2 separate regions of the Mus musculus genome follow, and region 2 is linked to region 1. The links are chromatin loops, found by intact Hi-C in ENCODE. Cell type or tissue: left cerebral cortex. All regions are shown on one strand.

Evidence for each region. Hi-C counts contacts between places; a loop is a spot of excess contacts. Peaks named below come from ENCODE experiments on the same cell type or tissue, not always from the same donor. Only the 100,000 strongest peaks of a DNase experiment are listed, where the experiment ranks them.
Region 2: a loop joins it to region 1, with 4 times the contacts of the local background. A loop is called at or near these places in 8 of 42 quality-filtered maps.

The regions. Positions count from the first base shown.
Region 1 is chr5:36,739,639-36,744,638 of GRCm38, forward strand. No RefSeq gene overlaps it. Among named protein-coding and RNA genes, the nearest start is that of Bloc1s4, 6.5 kb to the right of the region's middle. In left cerebral cortex, CTCF peaks have their summits at 397 (motif pointing left) and 3,029 (motif pointing left); DNase peaks (open chromatin) are centred at 399 and 3,021.
Region 2 is chr5:36,481,467-36,486,466 of GRCm38, forward strand. Tada2b (transcriptional adaptor 2B) reads right to left here and starts at 2,819. Exons shown (of 2, transcript NM_001170454.1): 1 at 2,322-2,819. The coding sequence starts at 2,591. It overlaps Ccdc96 (coiled-coil domain containing 96), which reads left to right and starts at 3,122. Exons shown (of 1, transcript NM_025725.3): 1 at 3,122-5,000. The coding sequence starts at 3,186. The coding sequence ends at 4,940. In left cerebral cortex, a CTCF peak has its summit at 2,878 (motif pointing left); DNase peaks (open chromatin) are centred at 2,362 and 2,991; H3K4me3 peaks cover 2,416 bases; H3K27ac peaks cover 677 bases.

The DNA of each region.
Region 1 (5,000 bases):
CTGGAGAAGCTGAGCCTTGGTCAGTCCTCACTGCAACGACCAGGCGGTCTATCAGGGGCCTCAGCTTCTCCTCCAGCCTCTCCCCACAGCCCTTCCTGGGAGCTGGTTAAGTAGCTTCCTCAGAGAATTCAGCCCTCTAGCTAAGCATCTACTTGGAATGAGAGGGACTAGTAGTAGCTGCTGGTCAGGAACACTGACCCAGCGTCGGCCATACAGGAAGATGAGAGCCGGAGAAAGGACTTCTCAGCCCAGCACAGGATTGCTCAGCATGCCCTCAGGAGGCTGTGAACTCCTGGATTCTCCTTCTTTCTTTCCAGAGGAGGAAACTGAGGTCCAGGGAGCTGGATAATTGGCTTAAGACCTCTTTGCTGGGCAATGCTACACCATACTGCCCCTTGGTGGCCATAGGTAGCATGTTTAGTGCACAAGGCCAGCCCTTCTAAGGCATTAGTGGAGCTAGGCCCTCCTGGGCTAGTGGATAATCCATAGCCTTGTCAGAGTCCTGGGTGGTGTTTGCTGTCGGTGCTCATGAAAAGTGGGGTCTGCACCAGGTAAGCTCTGTGATTCCTCACCTAGTTCTCTCCATCAAAATCCCCACACAACGGACTGTACAGACAGGAGAGGCTGAGCTGAACACGGGCGCTTTTTATCCACTCCTACCTGACCACGGCTCCTTCCTTTCCTCTTTCCTGTTGTAGTAAACTTCCAACCCCAATAAGTCTATGCAAAAACACACAACTGAGTTATTATGTTTATAAGTTGTATGTCTAGATTGGGCAGATCTATCACTATACTAAGCTATTCCCCAGCTATGAGAGCCCTTGTTACTTGTTCCTTCTCCAGGGCATGTAGTTCTGCTCCATCTTTCTTCCATCTCTTTTTCCTCTGTCCTTCTCCTCTGTTGTCCCCTACCCTTCCCCCACTCTCTAAAACCTCCAGCCCCACCTTTCCCTTCCATTGCCCAATCACAGGTTCTGGCCTTTATTTGACCAGTTAGAATGGGGAGAAAGAAGGTTCACACAGAATCACCTGGGTACCTGATCCACTCCTCCTCCAGGCAGCCCCTCTGGAGGAGGCAGATTTAGCATGAGATACAAACAGCTCCATGGCAACCCACAATAATTTTCCTTCCCAGAAAACCCAGCAGCCTCCTCTTGGACCCATGGCACCCTCTGTGTTCACTCTCAGGAATGTATCTCTACACAAGGAGACACATACATGTCTCTTACGTGAAAAAGGAAAAAAGGAAGATATTCTGACCTCTCTCTCTCTTCCTCTCTCTCCCACCCCTTGACCTTCTCTTTCAATCTCTAGTATTTTAGTTAGTATCTCTCTATGTAGATCAGGCTGAGCACTGGATTACAGCCACGTGCCATCACTCTGGCCCAGACCCTGACATTTCTCTTTACATGGAGGTCTCCTATGCATTCCACTGTCACCTCTCCGGATTTACCCAGCACCAGTCAGACTAAATGACTGAGATGTTGAGTCCACACGTAGAGACTGTTTCAGCCCCAGCGCACTGTCTGTCTTCACAGGAAAACCTAATGGCATGCCCGGTTCCCCAGCACTCATCAAGGAGATATAGGGTTGGGTCATTCTTGGCTGGAGAAAAAGGGTTTGAGGCCAACCTGGGCTACATCAAACCCTGTCTCAAAAAGAAGGAGGAAGAGAAGAAGGAAAGGAGGAGGAGGAGAAGGAGGGGAGGAGGGGGAGGGGGAGGAGGAGGAGGGGGAGGGGGAGGGGGAGGGGGGAGGAGGGGGAGGGGGGAGGAGGGGGGAGGAGGGGGAGGAGGAGGAGGGGGGGGAGGAGGAGGAGGAGGAGGAGGAGGGGGAGGAGGAGGAGGAGAAGGAGGAGGAGAGGGGAGGAGGAAGAAGAGGAAGAGATCTAATGGAGAGGCAGGATGATACTTTTGTGGCCACCTCATGGCCTTTCAATGTGTTTCTTCTTAGGCCCTGAGCCCAGTCATGTTCTGCATGTCTTTGGTCCTTGCTTGGGGCCCAGTATAGGTGACACTACTTGCCAATGGCCCTGACCATCCTGAACCACCCTAAAGCAACACTGGGTACTTTGCTCCTGACGAATAAAGAGTCCCCTTCCCTAGGCTTTTATAGAGCCAGGCTCTTGAGCTCACCCACCTCTGCTGCCCTGGTGGACTGGACTTGGACAAAGTCACTTCCGGCCTACCTTTGGTTTCTTGGGGCCTTCTCAGCCCCTGCAACCTCAAGAGCCAGTTCCCCCAATAACCCCTTCCCATAGAGCTATGTGCACATCCTCTTGGTTCCTCAGCCTCTCAGGAGAACCCTGACTGATACAGTGTGGCAGAGATGGAGCCAGGGAAGGGGGTGGCAGGATGGATAAGAGGGATACTGGCTCCTTCAAGGAACTCACACATCAGGCTGGACGAGACATGGCTACAACCCAAAGACACAAAGGAGGAAGTTGGAAGGAGATGTCTCCAAAGTCGAGGCCAGTATACACACTGGGGACCAAGAGTCTTGGAGGCACCAGGCACCCTCTCCACCTCCCTGTCAGCTGCCCTCTTGTCCCCATTGTCCCCTTCCATTCATTCCAGGTACATTGATAGTGCCTGCTGTCATCATTGGCTTAGCCCTGGGTGCCACTGGTTCAGAATAAACAAAAGGGACAAAGTTCAAGTCCTTCCCTTAACCAGGAGACAAGGAATAAGTAAATAAATGACCCTGCTTCTTTTGGAGGAAGGTCAGAGCTTTGAGGACAGTGAAGGGTGGGGAGCGTGCCGGTCGTGGTGCTTGCCGTGCGATTTCAAATGTTTTTCATGCAGCTTCCGCCTCACTCCGCTCACCACTCCACGCAAGAGGAACAGACATTGTGCCTTGGCTTCCACTTATTCTGTGTTTGTGCTCTGTGTGTCTGTCATGGAGGTCCGGAGTGTTGTGGCTGAGTCCTTCTACAAATCTTAGATGACCGAGTTTGAATTCCTTTCGGCCATGGCTAGATTCGCAGTTTTCATGCTTTCCCTACCCCTATAGCGCCCCCTGGTGAGAAGACGCTGTCCTGCAAGCCAAATGGTCCAGAGATGCCTTATTTCCATAGCCATCTTTTCATCTTGTCCCCACTCCCTAACCCCAAGCTGGGCTTCACTACACGGGAAGGATCCCCTCTCCCTTTGGTCGGTGAAGGGCCTAAAATAAATGGTCTCACATTTATTGATGGGACTGATGGTTTAAGCCACTTTGGAAAAAGTTCTCTACAGCCTCTTAGCACATTTAAGGTCTCAGAAAAGGTGAATTCCACATGTAGCCTGGCCTTATGTCTGGTGTTCCTACAAAGCCCATATGGTTTCCCTAGGAGTACATGTACTGTGTTTAACCAGTGTGGTCTTGGATCCATGATTTGGACTAAGTTGGTATTCAACCTCAGCTGTTAGTCTGCCCTGTTCTTGAGCTAGAAAGCACATATTTTTCTCTGTGTGTTCTTGGCCTGTGTGTTTTCCTAAGCCAGGAAATATATAGCTTGCTCACTGGGTATAGCACTTGGTATAGCTTGCTCACTGGGCCAGTCTGACTGCTAGTCACTTGACAGACATCTGAATGTCCCTAGCACATTGTTACTGCTGAGAATCCAGGCAAAGCAAGCAGGACCCAGGGAGCGTCTTTGGTCATGCGTACAGGCGATGAGGCAGCTAGTTGGATAATACCACAGCCGCTATTACACAGGACTGCTGGTTTGCTTCCAGGTCAGGATCCAAAAAGAAGTAGGAAGGTTGTTGCAAATTTGTGGGGATGGGGGTGAGCCCTATGGGAACTGTCTGCGCACAAAGCAGATTTCTGGTTTTATTCCATTTATGTCCAAATCAACTACTGAGAGCATTGGGTAAAGGCTGGTGCATGGGACTCAAGGGTGTTTTTTTTTGGGGGGGTGGTACATGTGCATGTGTGCATATATGTGTGTGGGTCCATGTACAAGCCCAGGCATGGAGAGAACAAAAGACAGCCTTTGGTGCCATTCCTCAAGAGACCTTGTTTTTGTTTCTTTTGAAATAGAGTCTCTCATAGTCCACCCAATAGGCTGGGTGCCCTGGGTGGCCGGCAAGCCCCAGGAATCCTCCTGCCTGTGCCTTTGATACTGGGATGACAAGTGCACACCATGATGCCTGGGGTTTCTTCTGTGGGATCAAGCTCAGGTCAAACACTGCACATACACACAGTATGTACATATAAACACAGCCATCTTCGCAGCCAGACTCAGATTTCTAAAGCCCCTTGACTGTGTGCACAAATGGACAGCAAGGAAGAAGCAGGGGACTGCCTGGGACTGCCTGGGACCGCCTGGGGCTGCCGAGCTGCTGGATCAACACACTGCTGGCAAGGGACGATGCTAATGCAGATGGGATCGGGGGTTGTGCACCGGGATACACTCCAGTGACAACTTGGATGCCACCCCTTTCTTTGTGAACATCAGGCCACTCTAAACCACAGAACTCTAAAAGGTATTCCTGTGAGCAAGTTCAGAAAGTTAGACATTCATCAGGTAAGACCCCAAAGTAGGACTCCATTTTTTTTTCTTTTGTGACTCACTCTTATATGACCTACACTCACACCCTGCCAGGCATCCTGAGCCCCTCTTTCATCTTGTTCACTTCGAACAGAAAAAAAAAAAAAAAAAAAAAAAAAAAGGACATCCTTAGATCCTTAGGAACTGGCTTTGCACCTTCCCATGGGGTCCCTTCTGAAAGTTATGTAGCCAAGCTAGCTACAAACTTCAAATTCCGGGCCATTACTAGTCTTTTTCTACTGTTTGGTTTTAAGCCCCACCCTCATGCATGTATGTTCAAGTGCATGTGTGTACACAGGCTCACACATGTGGGAGTTTGCCTGGGTGGAAGGCAGAGTGTGTTCGTACCCCTCCGAGGTTTCTTACTGGGTCCTTGAGCTGTTTCAGCAGGAATGTAGCTAGAGACCCCCCCAACCCTCCACCCCCACCCCCCGGGATCCACTTGTCTCTGCCCCTCAGTGCTG
Region 2 (5,000 bases), 260 kb before region 1:
ATGCACACACAGGCAGTCAAGCCCCAAGGCTCTTCCCCTTGGTCTTTACTTCTTCCAGCGCTGAGACTGGGCCTCATGAGAACCTGCCCCCTGAACAAGCTCCTCTGGCCTTCAAGCCTGAAAGAGCTGCTTCAGAAGAGGCCTTCCCCAGCCTGTCTGTTCATCCACATTTTCCGTGTTTTAGTTCCTGAGTGCTGGGCTTCTGACTGCGCTGCACAAATGGGCACAAACACTAGCTGAGCTACACTACAGACTCTACAGACCGGGCTTGCATTTCCTTTTTAACAAAGTAAGATAGAACAAAGCCAAAACACTGAAGTTGGACAAGACAAACCAACAGAAGCAAGTGAAAGGGCATAAGAATCAGAGACCCACTCGTTCACACTTGCAAGTCCCATAAAAATACTAAACTGAAAAGAAAACTATATACATAGAGGACGTGGTGCCGCCCCATGCTGGCCCAGACCCATGCTGGCCCTGTGCTTGCTGCTTCAGCCTCTGTTCATCTGAGTTCATCGGAGCTTTGCTCAGCTCATTTAGAGGGCCTTGTTCTCCTGGTGTCCTCCTGACCTCTGGCTCTTATATTCTTCTGCAGGGTTCCCTAAATACAGCCCAGATTTCAAGAGCTAAAGCAAGCGCAGTGCTGAGACTAACACTCTCACTCTTTTCAGTGTCTCCTCTGGAAATAAGTGCTAGAGGACTGGTGTGAGGAAAGAAAGGCTCTCAGAAGCAGTGACACGCAGGCCAGAGATCAGTCAGTAGTCTTGACTGAGGTGAGAACACCTCAGGCAGAAGAAAGGAAATGATCAATGGACTCCGCGTGAGCTCACAGAGAGCCATAGACATTGTCAGGCCCTGCAGGCACTGGAGTGTAATCTAAGAAGCAGAACTGAAGTTGCTGAGGGCCAACAAGATGCGGCTTATGCTCCAAATGCCCTATGTTCATGTGTGAGAAGGGTTACAGAACAGAAGGAAGAGAACGGTAAAACCATGAGAAGTGATCACGAGAGGTAAGCACCATCATGGGTCAGGCCAGAAGAGTAGGTCAGTAGCTACATTATGCACATCTTTTCAATACATGACCACTGACCAATTGGATGTGGTTGATGGCTTTAGGTTGGCTCTGTGTATAACTGAGGACAAGTGAGTCTTCACAGGCAATCAGGTAGAGAGGGATCACCAGGTATGCGACAAGCTCCAGAAACAGAGCATATGAATGCCACACTTTCAGCACTGAGGCTCTTCTTCAAGGTCCTTCATGTTGCCTGATCTGTACAAAGCATATGCGCAATACACACCAATAAACACCACTTAGAGACAAAGTAACCCATTGTTTTTAGAGAGCAGGAGCCAGTGTTGCTCACTGGTAAGACATCTGTGGAGTAGACTCCTTCCTAAGTGGGGAAGTGGGTCCAGAAGGTCACTCATTCTACGACGATCTGAAACAGGAGGGCAGTAGGGTTGGAGTAGGGGAAGCTCGGGGAAGCTAGGGTCAGAGGGCCCTAACATACCAGGGAAGAGTCTGGACAGGAGAGGGTCATGCCGAGCTCCCTGCTTCTCTGAAAGCTTGAAGATGTGACATATTCTTGGAGGCAATGGTGACAATGCAGCCAGATCTCATCCCTAACATAGGTGAGGAATAGAAAGGAGAGCTCCTTAGAGACAGCCAGAGAACAACCAGGAGCCCAGCACACTATCTGGCTGGCACACATGAAGGCTCTTACTACCAGTGAGCTACCTCTACAGAAACCTGACAGCTAGAAAGCAGACCCCAGGATCCATGCCTCTTCAGGAACACGCCTTTGTTCATTCTTTACTGTCCACCCATCACACCATGTCCTGGGTGCTGTGGAGACTAAGACTTAAACAAGATACTGCTACTCATTGAGAACCTTAGCACAGGGCACATGCTGACACCCACAGAAAGCACACGAAGCCCTGAATGCAGACTAAGTGCAGGCGGGACGGGCAGCCCCAGGCTTCTGGCCTTCCCCACCACTATGCCCAGGAGAACACAACCGTACTAGGGGAACTCAGCAAAGGACAGTGGGATCTAGCTTGCTGCCATCTGACTCAAGGATAAGCCTGGCAACGCACAGGGCCTACCCTCTACCCGCGTTCAATGCACACCTCTTGAGGACGAGTGTGAAGGGCAGACAGCTCCGTGTCGGGGCAATGGGTCAAGGCCCTGCTCTACCAGCTGTGTGACCGCTGGTGACCAACACGTTCCGGACACAACCATCCGACCACCTGCGGCCCTCCGCAACGTACACCGAGCCAGCCAGCCATGCCCTCCCTTCTAGCCGTAGCCCGCCGCTCACCCAGTTGCCGAAGCCGAACTGCTCGATGGCGTCCAGCAGCAGCTGCTCCTCGCGGCTGGTCCAGCCGCCCTCCGCCTCAGGACCCCAGAGTGTGAATCGTCCGCCGTCTACCAGCTGGTAGCCGTGGTAGCGGCGGTGGTGGCCGATCTCCGCGCCGGCCGAGAAGCACTCGGGGCACAGCTCGATGTCCTGGCACTCTGTGCAGCGGAAGCGCAGCGGGCTCACCTCGGCCAAGCAGTACACGCAGTACTTCTTACCCAGCTCCGCCATCTTCCCCCGCTCGCCCGCCGCCCGGCCCGCAGCCGCCGCGCCCCCGGCCGTCAGCGCCCCGCCGCCTGCCGGGCTCGCTGCGCCCGCCGCGCCCGTGCCGCTGCCGGCCGCTGCCACGGCCGCCCCCGCCCAGGCGCCGCCGGAGCCGGCCAGGCGGGCCGCGTCCCGCCTCAGCACGCAGGCGCCCTCCGGCCCGGCCCGGCCGCCGCCGCCGCAGCCGCTGTCTCCCCGCCGCATCGCGCAGGCGCCCCCCGCGCGCCCTCTCGCGGACAGCCGAGTCTTTGCTCTGCGCCTGCGCGCCGGCGCCTCCCGCGGCCTCATGGACTGGAGGAGCCGCGAGGCCCCGCCCTAAGCCTGTCAGCCGGCGGGGCGCGGACCGGAAGTAGGCCGTGCGGGCCACGCCTCTCGGGAACCAGCGTCCAATTAGCGCCTCCCTTCACCTGTTCGCAGATCTTCATTGGCCTAATATTGCCGGGAGGTGGAGAGAAATGGAAGGCGGGTGACCAATCGCGGGGCCCACCGCGCGCCCTGGTTGCCCCGGGAAACCTAACAGCAGGCATCAGCCGGCCTCAGAGCGGGGCCGGCGGGTCGAAAATGGACAGCCACTACGGGGACATCGAGGGCAAAGACCGAGCCGAGGAAGGCCTGGCCAGGCAGTCGCTCGAGATCAAGGTTAGCTCCGAACCTCTGACTCCGGCCAACCCTGTAGAGCAGGAGCCAGAGCCGAAGCCAGAGCCGGAGCCGACGCAAGGGCGGGAGCCTGAGAGCGAGACCCAGCCGGTGTCGGACAGCTCAAAAGCGAAGGATTCGGAGGGGATCGATTACGCGCATGTTGAGGTCCCGGAAAGTCCGGGGGCCGCTGAGACCGCGGGCGAGGCCGTGTCCCGAGAGCCAGAGAGTCTGCCACAGACCCAGCCCAAGACCAAGCCGGAGTCCAAGGAACCAGAGGACAAAGACGAAGACGAGGATGAGGACGAGGATGAGGACGAGGACGAGGACGAGGATGAGGATGAGGATGAGGATGAGGGAGAGGAACGGGACAGGCCAGAGAAGCCGAAGGGCAAGGGGAAGAGGGAGAAGAGGAAGGAGTCACGGTTCCGGCCATCTCTACCGCTGACCACAATTGTTGAGGAGGGGGCTGCCCCAGGCCCACAAGCTGCGAAAGAGAAAGCAAGGGAGTCACTGAAGAAGAGAGACAGTGAAGAGATCGAGGGGACAGATCGAGAACGACACAAAAGCACAGAAGAGCAACTTCACCCTGGAGAGGCCAAGGAAGAGGAGAAACAAAAAGGGGCGTCCACTGAAGAGTTTGAGTGGACAGCGGACATGCAGAAGCTGCAAGAGCAGCAACTGCGCGGCGAGCTGGTGGAACAGTACCACTCCCTGCTAGTGGAGCGGAACCGTTATCAGCGCTACAACATGTACCTACAGCAGAAGATTCACGAGACCCTACGCAAGAAGGGGCTGGAAGCAGCGGCGGAACCTGGGGACAAGAGCGCTGAACCCGAATCTCCCGAGAAAGAGCAAGCATACTTGCGCTATCTGGCCATGCTGGAGGAACTGAAGAAACAAGAGGCAGACGACTTAGAGTGGTACCGTCAGGAGGTACGGGAGCTGAAGCAGCAGTGCCAAGAGAAGCAGACCAGGGTGGAGAAAGAGTGGCGGCGCTTCCAGGCCCTCAAGAAGCAGGTGGTGATGCAGGTCATGGGCAGTTGCCGCACGCGTGGTGGGCGCCAGGCTGCCCTGAGAGAGGTGGAACAGCTTCAGGCCCTGGAGGATAAGAAGGAGAAGGAGATGAGCGCCGTGCGTCTCGAGAACGTGCAGCTGAAGCAGAGCCTGGTACACTTTGAAACCAGGATGAAGGCCCAGGAGGACTTGGCTGAGGGGCTGCTCCTCATCGACTTTGAACAGCTCAAAATTGAGAACCAGACCTTCAACGAGAAAGTAGAGGAACGAAACGAGGAACTTTTAAAACTGCGCACTAAGGTGACCAGCAACGTGCAGATTATAACGCACGTGAAGGAAAAGCTGTCTTTCATAGATACGGAGAACTCATGCAAAAAGGCACAACTTTCGGAAGTGGATGCCCAGGTGGCCCTAGGAAGAGACCTGTTGACGAAGACAAAACAAGCCCGCGACAGCCTGCGAATCGACAACGTCAAGCTGAGTCAGAAATGTGGGCTTCTGGGTAAGGAATCACTCCTCCGAGACTTGGAAGAAAAGGTGGAGAAGACAGAAATGCTCAACAGGCGCCTGGAATCCCTGAAGCGCCATCATGCCGGGCTCGCCTTGTCCTGCAAAGGGGTGAAGCAAAAGATCAGGGAAGCCAAAACTTTCCTCCCCTCTTGACAGCCCTTGACAGGACAGTTGGCAAAAACTTCTGCAACCCCAGAAACTCTCTTACTCTCT